2 separate regions of the Homo sapiens genome follow, and region 1 is linked to region 2. Evidence: chromatin loops called from intact Hi-C (ENCODE). Cell type or tissue: GM12878. All regions are shown on one strand. Links, peaks and the distances in the headings refer to the core of each region. The heading gives the core; the rest is flanking DNA. Region 1 overlaps TMEM168 (transmembrane protein 168). Region 2 holds the start of IFRD1 (interferon related developmental regulator 1).

Region 1 (5,384 bases), core at 153-5,152, 320 kb before region 2:
GTATAGTTAGTGATAACTATTCACTTCATAACATTTTCTTAATATTTATATGAATAAAATATAGCTCCTTTTCAAAACTGTTTTCAAAATATAACTTGTGCATTTCTTCCAAATTTTTAACAAACTTTATTCCAAGTGATAATATCTTCAGAGTTAAATTGAAATATTTTGATAAATATGATAAGCTTATATTTTAGCTAGAAACCAGAAAATATTCATGAATAACTTTTCTAAGGAAAGATCTTACCCTAAAGGGAATATTTTGTTAAGAAAGTGTCCTCTGGCTGGTCGTGGTGGCTCACACCTGTAATCCCAGCACTTTAGGAGGCCGAGGCGGGCGGATCACCTGAGGTCAGGAGTTCGAGACCAGCCTGGCCAACATGGTGAAACCCCATCTCTACTGAAAATACAAAAATTAGCCAGGTGTGGTGGCAGGTACCTGCAATCCCAGCTACTCAGGAGGCTGAGGCAGGAGAGTCACTTGAACCTGGGAGGCGGAGGTTGCAGTGAGCTGAGATAGGGCCATTGCTCTCCAGCCTGGGGGATAAGAGCAAGACTTCGTCTCAAAAAAAAAAAAGGAAAAAAGCAAAAGAAAGTGTCCTCTGAAGCAACATAGTGAAATATAGTAAAACGTGCTCTGGGCCTGAGAGGCTGGAGGTCTAGTTCTTTGTTACCTTTGGTACACTATAACTACTCTGAACCTTATTATCTGTCTTTGCCTAAAATGTATATAGTGATAACTCTTCTGTTCATCTGACAGGAATGGTATGAAGCACTAAAAAAAAAAAAAAAAAAAAAAAAAATGTAAAAACACTCTGCACACTGAAAAATGCCATACAAATACTAGGAATTCAGAGGATTGGCAGTGAAGTTTAATAAATGTTTATTGCAGTTTTATTCCAAAATAACTTTTACCCACAAAGGTGGTGACATCTGTATAAATCTGTAAATGTTGCTACATTTTGATTTTTATTTTATAGCTAACTACCTTTAAAATAATTCTTTGCCATAAATGAATTCTGATGACAGTTTTCATCACACTTTCCCTGGGGGAGAGGAGAGTGGAAGTAAAGTTTTTTCCCAATTTCAAGTATTTGACATAAAAATCTCCAAATAGACTATTTGTAGGAAATATTTTCCTTCGTTAAAGACTTAATACAAAGTTGAAGGTTTAAGAACTGAAGGAAACAGATTTGGAAATGTCACATAAAGTGAGAAATGACAACCTTGTAGAAAGAATGTGTGGAAATAGTAATATGCACAGTTAGATATTTATTCCATTGTAATTTTTTTAATGTATTCCTTACTCTTTTGTGACTGTAATGAAAAAAAGTTAGTAGAATAGTACTGATGATATATGAAGCAAAATCTAACGTTTTCAAAAATCCCGATAGAAATCCCTTTTCTGGATAGGAATGATGATTTTTTCTTTCTCAATATTAATGGTATTTTGCTAGTTATAAGACTTGCTTTATCATCTTTGTACTAGAGTACCATTTTATATTTGTTCTAGGAGTAAATCTAAGTCTTCAACTAGTGTCCAGTGGTATAAAGCAATGGACCTAAATTTTAATAACTTTTTAAATGCCTATTAATAGATAATTTCTTCTATTATTTATGTACCTTAAGTTAATAAAATTTGAACACAATTTTATTGACTATTTTTCAATACAGAAGTAAATATATAATTAAAATATTGCTTTTTTATTTTGTGTTATAATATTTTTAAAGAAGTTTTTTTAATAGTCCCCACCCAGATGTTCTTGAAACAGTGTAATCCTGCTTTTAAAAAACCTTGTCCAATATTTGTCATGTAAGAAAATACGAATAAGGAACAAAGAGTAATACTATCTACATTTGGAGACATTATCCCAGCTTTTAATTTGATTATTGTTTTAATGATAGTAAATATAATATTTAGAAACCAGGTTTTGATTTTCTAAGCTTAATTCTCAGTACTATAGGAATTTTAGAAAGGGTGATTTTTTACAAAAATCCTGCCACTTAGCAGCAACTATATTATAACTGATTCTTAGATAATCAGTTACAAATGACAGATGAGAATGTGATATAGAATGAGTACTTCTTGTTTTTTCTCCTACTTCAGTCCTGATGGTCAGCCAACACTGCTTCCCCCAGAACATGTACAGGAGTTAAATTTGAGGTCTACTGGCATGCTCAATGCTATCCAAAGATTTTTTGCATATCATATGATTGAGACCTATGGATGTGACTATTCCACAAGTGGACTGTCATTTGATACTCTGCATTCCAAACTAAAAGCTTTCCTCGAACTTCGGACAGTGGATGGACCCAGACATGATACGTATATTTTGTATTACAGTGGGCACACCCATGGTACAGGAGAGTGGGCTCTAGCAGGTAAACTCACCTTTGGCAGTTTCACTATTGTAAAGATACACATGTATATGTAGAAATCTGTACTTCACACACAGTCGTTAAATTTCCAGGATTCTTAGTTTACTGAACTATGCATATGACTCTAATTTGTTTTTCTTTGCTCTAGCATACCTGTTTAGCCTAATTTAATCTCTAATGATAAGATTGGGAATTACGTCTTATAGTGATTAGAAGGAAAAAAATGCTTTGAGACTTACAGTTTCCCTTAAAATATTTTCAGAATTGCTAAACATATTTTTCAGAAGCTGATAAACTCCTTTGACTAGTATCTTTAAGTTTTTAAATGTTATGGATGCAGATTTCAGTAGTCCTTCACATCTGTAGTTTTATTTATGTTATAAAGCTCACCAAAATTTTAAACAGCAGATCATGTAGTATGGTGGGAGTAGCACTTAGGTCAGGAGACCTTGGTTCTGGTCCTAATTTGCCACAGCTGTGTTATTTTAGGCAAGTTAGTTAACTTCTGTTGGCTTCAATTTTCTCATCTGTAAAATAAGGGGGTAATTGTAAATGACCATTGAGTTTTATTCTAAGGTACAAAATTCTGTAGGGATTTTTTTGCATTTGAAAAAACATAAAATAACTTTGGTTTGCATGCATTATGGGAAATAGAAAACTTCTTAGTTATTGCCAAGAGAGAAATGAGATCTCTTTATATCATATATAAATTTGTCAGTCTTTCCAACTATTAATAGAGAGAAAGTCAAGGGCTTTGTTTTATCAACTGTTACTTGTTTAGGACCTATAACAGAGCCCAATACATAGTAGAGGATCCTTAAGTAGCTGATAGATAGATGAAATCATTGAATAAATCATTAAAAAAGGTAATTTTCTTATTTTAGATTAGAAATAGTTATTTTAGATTTAATTACATGATTTTTTTTTCCATAAAAGTGTAGATGTTTTAAACCAAGAATATATAAATAATAAAATAGTCATAAATAAAGTGGAAACATTCAGGATAAAGAAAAAGATAAATAGAAGTAGTATGGAAGGACAGAGGCAGAGTTGCCAATATAAGAACTCCAGAAAGAGACAAACAAAAAGGTTAAGGTAGAGATGATTTTAAACTAGCATGATCTCATTGATTTCATGCCAGATTTGTAACTGAGGTTTTTATCATAAGGAGAAATATTTTTTTGAAATTTTTCTTTTTTGCAAATAAATATTGAATAACTCAGTGGCCTTCTAGTAGAAAGACAAGCTAATATTTATTGGGTACATTTTAAGCATCAGCTTACTGTACTTAGTACCTTACACACATTGTTAATCTTTATGTGAAATCCTTTGAGATAGATACCATCACTTCTGTTATCTTCATTTTTCAAACGATGAAATGGAAATTGAAAGTTGTTATGTAACTTATCTGTGGTCATACCACTATGTGATAGAACCATGATTTAAGACCAGATCTGCCTGATTCCTAAAGTGTATTTTTCCCCCCACTCTACCATGTTGCCTCCAAGGGTGAAAGCCATGATGATAAAGGAATGGCATGTTCTGGTTAAGTGGATATTTTTGTTAACATGGGTCACCCATTTCAAAACATTAGAATGTACAAGACTAAAAGATGCACTGAACATTAAAACTAATTGAATATAGTTTATAAAATCATTTACTTGACCTATAACTTTTTAATTACAACGTAGAAAGCATCTTTTTAACCTTTATGGCTACTTCAGTTTCAGGTAAAGTATAACGTTCTGTGTATTCCAACTCAGAGCACAAGAGAAAGCTTTTAGTCAATTAAAATAGCCTTTACAGAAATAGAATTTTAGATCTAAAAGCAGAGATTGCTGAAACTTACTATAATCCTTATGATAATAAACTCTACCCAGATCAAATGGAAAAAACAGGGCTAATTTTTGGTGGCCATGCATATATCCCTAGTTATTTTAAAGTGTTAGAGTAATTTTAGAAGTAAGCTTTTTATGTGTGTTTATATGAAGGATTTATTACTTAATAGAAACACTTTTCAAAAAGTTTGCATTTTTCTTAAGTAATTTAAAATTCATTAAGTATTTCTTAAAGATAGCTATGGAAATCAATTCTAGATGTTCATTTACTAATACTTATATCAGCTTTTTATTTTTCTAAGAAAAGTAAAAACACTAAGATAAACACACACACACATATATATATCTCTCGCAGTTTTTCTAAATTTTCATTCACTGTTAGGAATAATTTTTGAAGACTTTAAGAACACTAAAATAGAGTTGTATTTTAGGTAAATGTTTAGCAGTTACATTCTAGAATGATGTCTTTATAATTTTTTTGAAGTATGCTACCAGTAAATTGACCGTTACAGAATTCCTCTGTTAGCTAAGATTTGTTCTTGTGTAACTTTGAGGCTTATTATAAGAAGTTTAAAAAAAAGAGAGAGAAAGCATACTGATCTCCCTTCCCTGAGAAAGGTAGATTTTATCTTATAATTCAGCAACTGCATACTGTCATGCATGGCCTGAGGCATCTCGCATACTTGTGGGTAGTCAGGTTGAACCAGGCCCAGAAAAGCCCGCTTTTCAGTTAGTTCATGCCCTGGCCTGCTTTAGACGTAGTCCTCAAGGGCTGATTCTGCCTCACAAATAGTATTGAATATCTCTGCTCTGAGGAAAATACTTTCATCTATTCCAAATTAAGTGACAAAGAGCTTTAAGCTCTGCTAATTTATTAATAGTTGGGGATTTTTTGTTTTGTTTTTTGTTGTTTTTTCAGCAAACTTTGAAATAGGAAACATCACAACTGGATTTTACTTGGGTTAGCAAGTTGATAGCAGGCCCAGTATTAATATCGCTGTGGGAAAGAGAATCTATATTTGCCCTTTATCCCATACCTTCACTCACAGTAGTTAGAATATGTAGTCTTCTTATATTTATGGAGTTTCATGATATGGAACCTAATATTTTTGCCTCTGCTTGAGGATAGAAAACAATTATGGTAATTACAGGAGAGACAGAAATAAA
Region 2 (5,384 bases), core at 356-5,355:
TAAGTTCACCTAATTACGTATTTCAAAGGACCAATGATACATCAACTATACGCATCAGTCCTCTAACAAGAGGCATTCTTTTTTTTGTTTTGTTTTGTTTTTTTTGTTTTTTTGAGACAGAGCCTCCCTGTCGCCCTGGCTGCAGTGCAGTGGCACAATCTTGGCTCACTGTAACCTCCACCTCCTGGGTTCGAGCAATTCTCCTGCCTCGGCCTCCTGAGTAGCTGGGATTACAGGCGCACACCACCACGCCTGACAAATTTTTTGTGTATTTTTAGTAGAGACAGGGTTTCACCATGTTGGTCAGGCTGGTCTCGAACTCCTGACCTCGTGATCCACCCACTTCGGCCTCCCAAAGTGCTGAGATTACAGGTGTGAGCCACTGAGCCCAGCCGACGCACTCATTTTTTTATGACACAAAAACTGATACAAAGGTGGGCGCGGTGGCTCCCGCCTGTAATCCTAGCACTTTGGGAGGCTGAGGCGGACAGATCACTTGAGGTCAGGAATTTGAGACCTGCCTGGCCAACATGGTGAAACCCCGTCTCTACTAATACAAAAATTAGCCCGGTGTAGTGGTGCGTGCCTATAGTCCCAGCTACTCGGGAGGCTGAGGCAGAAGAATCGCTTGAGCCTCGGAGGCAGACGTTGCAGTGAGCCAAGATGGTGCCACTGCACTCCAGCCTGGGCGACAGACCAAGACCTTGTCTCAAAAAAAAAAAAAAAAAAAAAAAAAAACTGATATGAAGATGAAATAATTATTTCTAGACCATGATTTCAAATCATGAAGACAATGAAAACAGATCCAGAAATAGTGTTGTATCATAGATAATCATAAGAATAAGACAAATATATTTTCCAATGAGAATGGCTGGACTTAGCAAACATGAACTGGTGAATGGGTTTTTAGGTTACACATGTCTTATGTTAAGGGGAATTAAGGAGTTAAGGCAGGGTAGTTTTAAAGACAACTTGAAGTGAGAGAAGACAAAAAAGGCTTAAAATAGAAGTTTTGGTATTTGATATAGTATAAAAGCCTATCAGATAAACTACCTTTAAGGGAAAGTTTCTACAATGTGCAAGAGTTTAAAAGTACCAATGCTGGCCGGGTGCGGTGGCTCACACTTATAATCCCAGCACTTTGGGAGGCTGAGGCCGGCAGATCACCTGAGGTCAGGAGTTGGAGACCAGCCTGGCCAACATGGCGAAACCCAGTCTCTACTAAAAATACAAAAATTAGCTGGCCCTGGTGGCAGGCGCTTGTAATCCCAGCTAATTGGGAGGCTGAGGCACAGAATCACTTGAACCCAGGTGGCACAGACTGCAGTGAGCCGAGATAGCACCATTGCACTGCCTGCCTGTGGACAAGAGTAAAATTCTGTCTCAAAAAAAAAAAAGTACCAATGCTGTTACTAAAAAAATAAAATCTTCTTTTTAAAAACTAGAATCTTTCTTTAAACTTCATTAACTTCAGGAATAAATATACAGTCACTTAGGGATTTTGTATTAATAAAAGGACTGCCAAGTCATAAACTACAATTCAGCACTGAGTTAAATTAAGTCCCAAATTCTGCCCCAAAAGTGACCGTGAGTCACCTGATTAACCTCTGAACCTAATTCCCTTTCAGTAAAATCAAAGTTCGTATGTTCAAACGTCACCACCTTAACGGTTTTTTTTTAATGCTCCAAATTTAAGCCTGTTACTGTTGGGCTGGATTTTTTTTTTTAACGGAGTTGTCTTTTTTAAAATCAAAACAGAGAATTTAGCAGATTTTTAAATTAACACAGCAAGCAAGTGGCCTTCAGATTTGCTTGCGTGGTGCCAAAGTAGTAAAGCATAAAGATTAAGCAATGAAGCCAAAATCTCAAAATTTCTTGGAGTGCTTAGGACAGGAATAAACAAAGACCTATGACATCACACTCTATTTCTGGATCTATCTTCCTCGTTTTTATGACTGAAGTAATGGCAACAGATGAGTGTCATCTGATTAATTTTATTAACATTTATTCACAAGTCAATTCACAGTTTTTCTTTTTCATAGCCTATTTCTAAGAGTATTCCTCCTATGCAGCTCTTACTCTGCTCCCTTAACTCATCAGTATTAATGATTTCTAAGATTCGAGGGAAAGAAAAAAAATACACATATATATGTATCAAGAAAAAGAACCCTGTATGAATGCCTGATATTTAGGTCAAACTCACCCACCCACACTGTGATCCTAAGTACCACGAAAGAGATGGCACTCTAGGCACATAAAGTACTTATTTCTAGAGGGCTTACTAACAAGGTTTTGTTCTTTCTTAAAAATATTCTCTTTAAATTAAGTGCTATGACATACCTGTATAAAAGAAGTCAATTTTATTAGCTTCCTAAAACTCTCCACTAACATAAAAAAAATAAAGAGTTTAAATAGAAAACTCATTAAAGTAATAATGACAATTTGGTTACATAGTGGAGACCTCATTTGAATCCCATTTCTTTTAGATGTCATTTAAAAATACTAGTTAGGTAAGTGGCTTGTTAAGTAAGCAAAAGTTTGTGTAATTTTCCATCTCTTCTACTCAACTATTATTTATTCATTGTTTATTAAACAAGTAAAACATTCACATAGGACCAAGTTAAAGTTTTAAAAAGTAAATCTCACCCCCATACCTTTCCCCAGCTCCACTTCTGAGGTAACCACAGTTAACAAGTTCTAGCACACACTTCCAAAGATATTCAAAGCATGTATTGTGTTATAAATTAATCAAAGAATTATTTTCCACTTGTTTACATATGCTAAAATTCAGTGATGAAATGGATCTTTTCTACTAAAATAGTGAAAAGGTAGCAGCAATAAAGCTGATGAAAGGTCACAAATGAGCCCTGAAGCAAAATTTAAAAGGCAATCCCCATACAGCCACCAGAGGCCTGTATAGGTACTATAAGCACAAAGAGGGAAGGAGGCTTGCCCAGAAACTTTAGACGGGATTAAAGGTTTGTGCGTGATCTAGGCCATTACTAACATCATTATAACTTTCAAACTTTAGCTTTCAAACTTTTCCATTTCATCAACAAAAGGGTAATAGAATAAAATAAATACCTTCTAGAAAGAATTCAAATGTTTGATTCAGATGAGGAAAAGCTGAAACACAGTGGTAAGAAATATCCTCAGACCAGGCACCGTCCCAGCATTGTGGGAGGCTTAGGCAGGAAGATCCCTGGGGACGAGGGACTCGTGACCAGCCTGGCCAACATAGACCTTGTCTCCACAAAAAATGTAAAAAATAGCCAGGAATGGTGTCACATGCCTGTAGTCCTAGCTACAGGAGGCTGAGGAGGGAGAGCTGCTTGAGCCCAGGAGTTAAGAGGTTGCAGTGAGCTATGATCACACCACACCGCACTCCAGCCTGGGCGACAGAGCCAGACTCCCTCTTTCCCTTAACAAAAAAAAAAAAAGTATCCTCAATTCACATAGAGCAACCAGAGGCCACAATAAATTACATATTTTACATCTTGATAAAGAATGAATTTCATCAACATGGAGAGCATTCAAAATAAAGAGGCACCTAAAAAATGTAAAAAATTGCTGTTTTAAGAATCCCTCCCTATGGTCAATTATTAAATGTTTAATACATGATCACGAGTTTTTGAGCTTTTTTAAATGCCAGTTTCCAATAACCTTTAACAACATAACCCCATATTTACTTTTCTTGTGAACAAAGGCATATCATTCTGAGTGGCAGCCGTGGCAGAGGGGCAACTGTGTCCAAAAATACCTGATGGCTAATAGTTCCAGTGTGATAACGTCGGAGAATACTCCAATATTTAACTCCTGTTTAAATTTCTAAATAAAATATTACCCAGGTTATTTAATACTCGATTTGAGTTTATTGGGGTCTCTCCTAGAAGGGCCTTCCAATTCCAATTGGAATCCTTTTTCTTAACCATATAATAAGTAGAAAACCATAAGTTCAGTTAAGCACCTACTCATCCCACCCAGGAAAAGTTTCAACTTCGTAGCGAGGGCACAATAACCTCAACTTTTAGCCAACTGCAACCTAAGCTCCTCACCACCCTGCCTCTCTGGGGCTCACTGCAGAGAACATATAGAATGCAGCACAAAGGAGAACGCGTTTCTTCCCCCCGTGAGCAGGAGGTCGCCTCGGGTGGTCGCAGAGGTGCTAGAGGTTCAGGGCTTCTGCAGGTGCCAGTTAGGGGAAGGAGCACAGCCTAGGGGGGAGAAAGTGGTCCCCCCGCCTCCGACGCCTTCGCCTGGCCAGGTGGACCTGCGAGACGGAAAGCTTCCCCAGCGCCTCTGCGTCACCCCGGGCCCACCGCGCAAGGCCCAGGCCGCGTGACGCAAGAGCCCGTCCAAACCCGCCGGACGTCTGGCATCCCAGGAGCTCCATGTTGGAGCCAGGGTGTCAAAGGCGGCCAGTGACGGCACGGGCTCAACTCCCCGTTCTTCCCCACCCGTGGTCGGGGAGAGATCGGGCGAGATCGCCGCCGAGAAAGGAACTCTGACAATGGTTCCTTTCCCGCCCAGCTCCCGGTCAGCCCCTGTCCCGACACACTCTCAGGCCCAAGGACCCGTTCCTCCCTGCCCCCACGGCCGGTGCCCAAGAGTCCGGTTCGCACGCCAGATCTAAATCGCGCGAGGAGCAGCGCCCAGGGCACGCTGGGAATTGTAGTTCAGTAGCCAAACCACGCACCCTGGAAATGCAAATGTGTACATCAGAGAAAGAACTACAACTCCCACCGTGCCGAAGCATGGAAGACTCGCCAGCCTGGCCGGCAACTGGGATGCCGGCGGCGGGGATACCCCTTACCTGCTGTCGCCGCCGTCGCTGCGGCTGCTCCTGACCCGCCGCCGCCAGCACTGCTACCGCGGTGGGGAGTGTTCCGCTTCTTGTTCTTCGGCATCGTGGGACGCCCGGTGCCGCCCAGAGTCGGAGCTTAGCGAGGATCAGCCGATGGAGCTGCACTTTTTACTCGTGCGTCTGTGCGGCGGGCGGCTGAGAGGCGAGTCTTCGGCTAACAACAGAGTCGAGAAGCGGCGGGGGTAAGAGTGGGCGGTGGCGGCAGCAGAAATCCCCGTGAAGAGCTGTGATCGAAAACGATACATGTTTCTCTCTAGCGCGGGAGCTAAGGCGGGGCAGGGGAGGCCACGACGCCTTAAGTAGCAATACCGCCACCTGACGTCACTCTGTGGGCGGGGCTTGAGCGCTTCCCAACCAATCCCTGCACACCTCCCCACTGGACGCCTCCGTCGGGCGGGGCGCGGATCCTACCTACAAATCCCATGCGGCCAGTCTTCCGTCCGCGCCCAGGGAGCCTGTCTTCGTGGCCTCACTGAATTCTGGGAAACGTAGTAAGGCTGGGGCCGGGGCCTCCTCCCAG

What was found. A loop is a pair of places that touch in the nucleus more often than their neighbours do. Peaks named below come from ENCODE experiments on the same cell type or tissue, not always from the same donor. Only the 100,000 strongest peaks of a DNase experiment are listed, where the experiment ranks them.
Region 1: it touches region 2 in a loop (3-fold over the local background); 3 of 110 quality-filtered maps call a loop at or near these places.

What each region holds. Positions count from the first base shown.
Region 1 is chr7:112,769,779-112,775,162 of GRCh38, reverse strand. It overlaps TMEM168 (transmembrane protein 168), which reads left to right. Exons shown (of 5, transcript NM_022484.6): 4 at 2,108-2,382. Among named protein-coding and RNA genes, the nearest start is that of TMEM168, 18 kb to the left of the region's middle. In GM12878, for the core only: no CTCF peak of the experiment used is centred there; no DNase peak of the experiment used is centred there.
Region 2 is chr7:112,450,212-112,455,595 of GRCh38, reverse strand. IFRD1 (interferon related developmental regulator 1) reads right to left here and starts at 5,136. Exons shown (of 12, transcript NM_001550.4): 1 at 4,814-5,136. The coding sequence starts at 4,907. It overlaps LOC128031837, which reads right to left and starts at 5,109. Exons shown (of 1, transcript NM_001414739.1): 1 at 4,951-5,109. The coding sequence starts at 5,109. The coding sequence ends at 4,951. RefSeq lists enhancers at 4,292-4,411, 4,532-4,581, 4,822-5,111, 4,411-5,228, 5,229-5,384. In GM12878, for the core only: a CTCF peak has its summit at 2,913 (motif pointing right); DNase peaks (open chromatin) are centred at 4,146, 4,665 and 5,195; H3K4me3 peaks cover 3,641 bases; H3K27ac peaks cover 1,930 bases.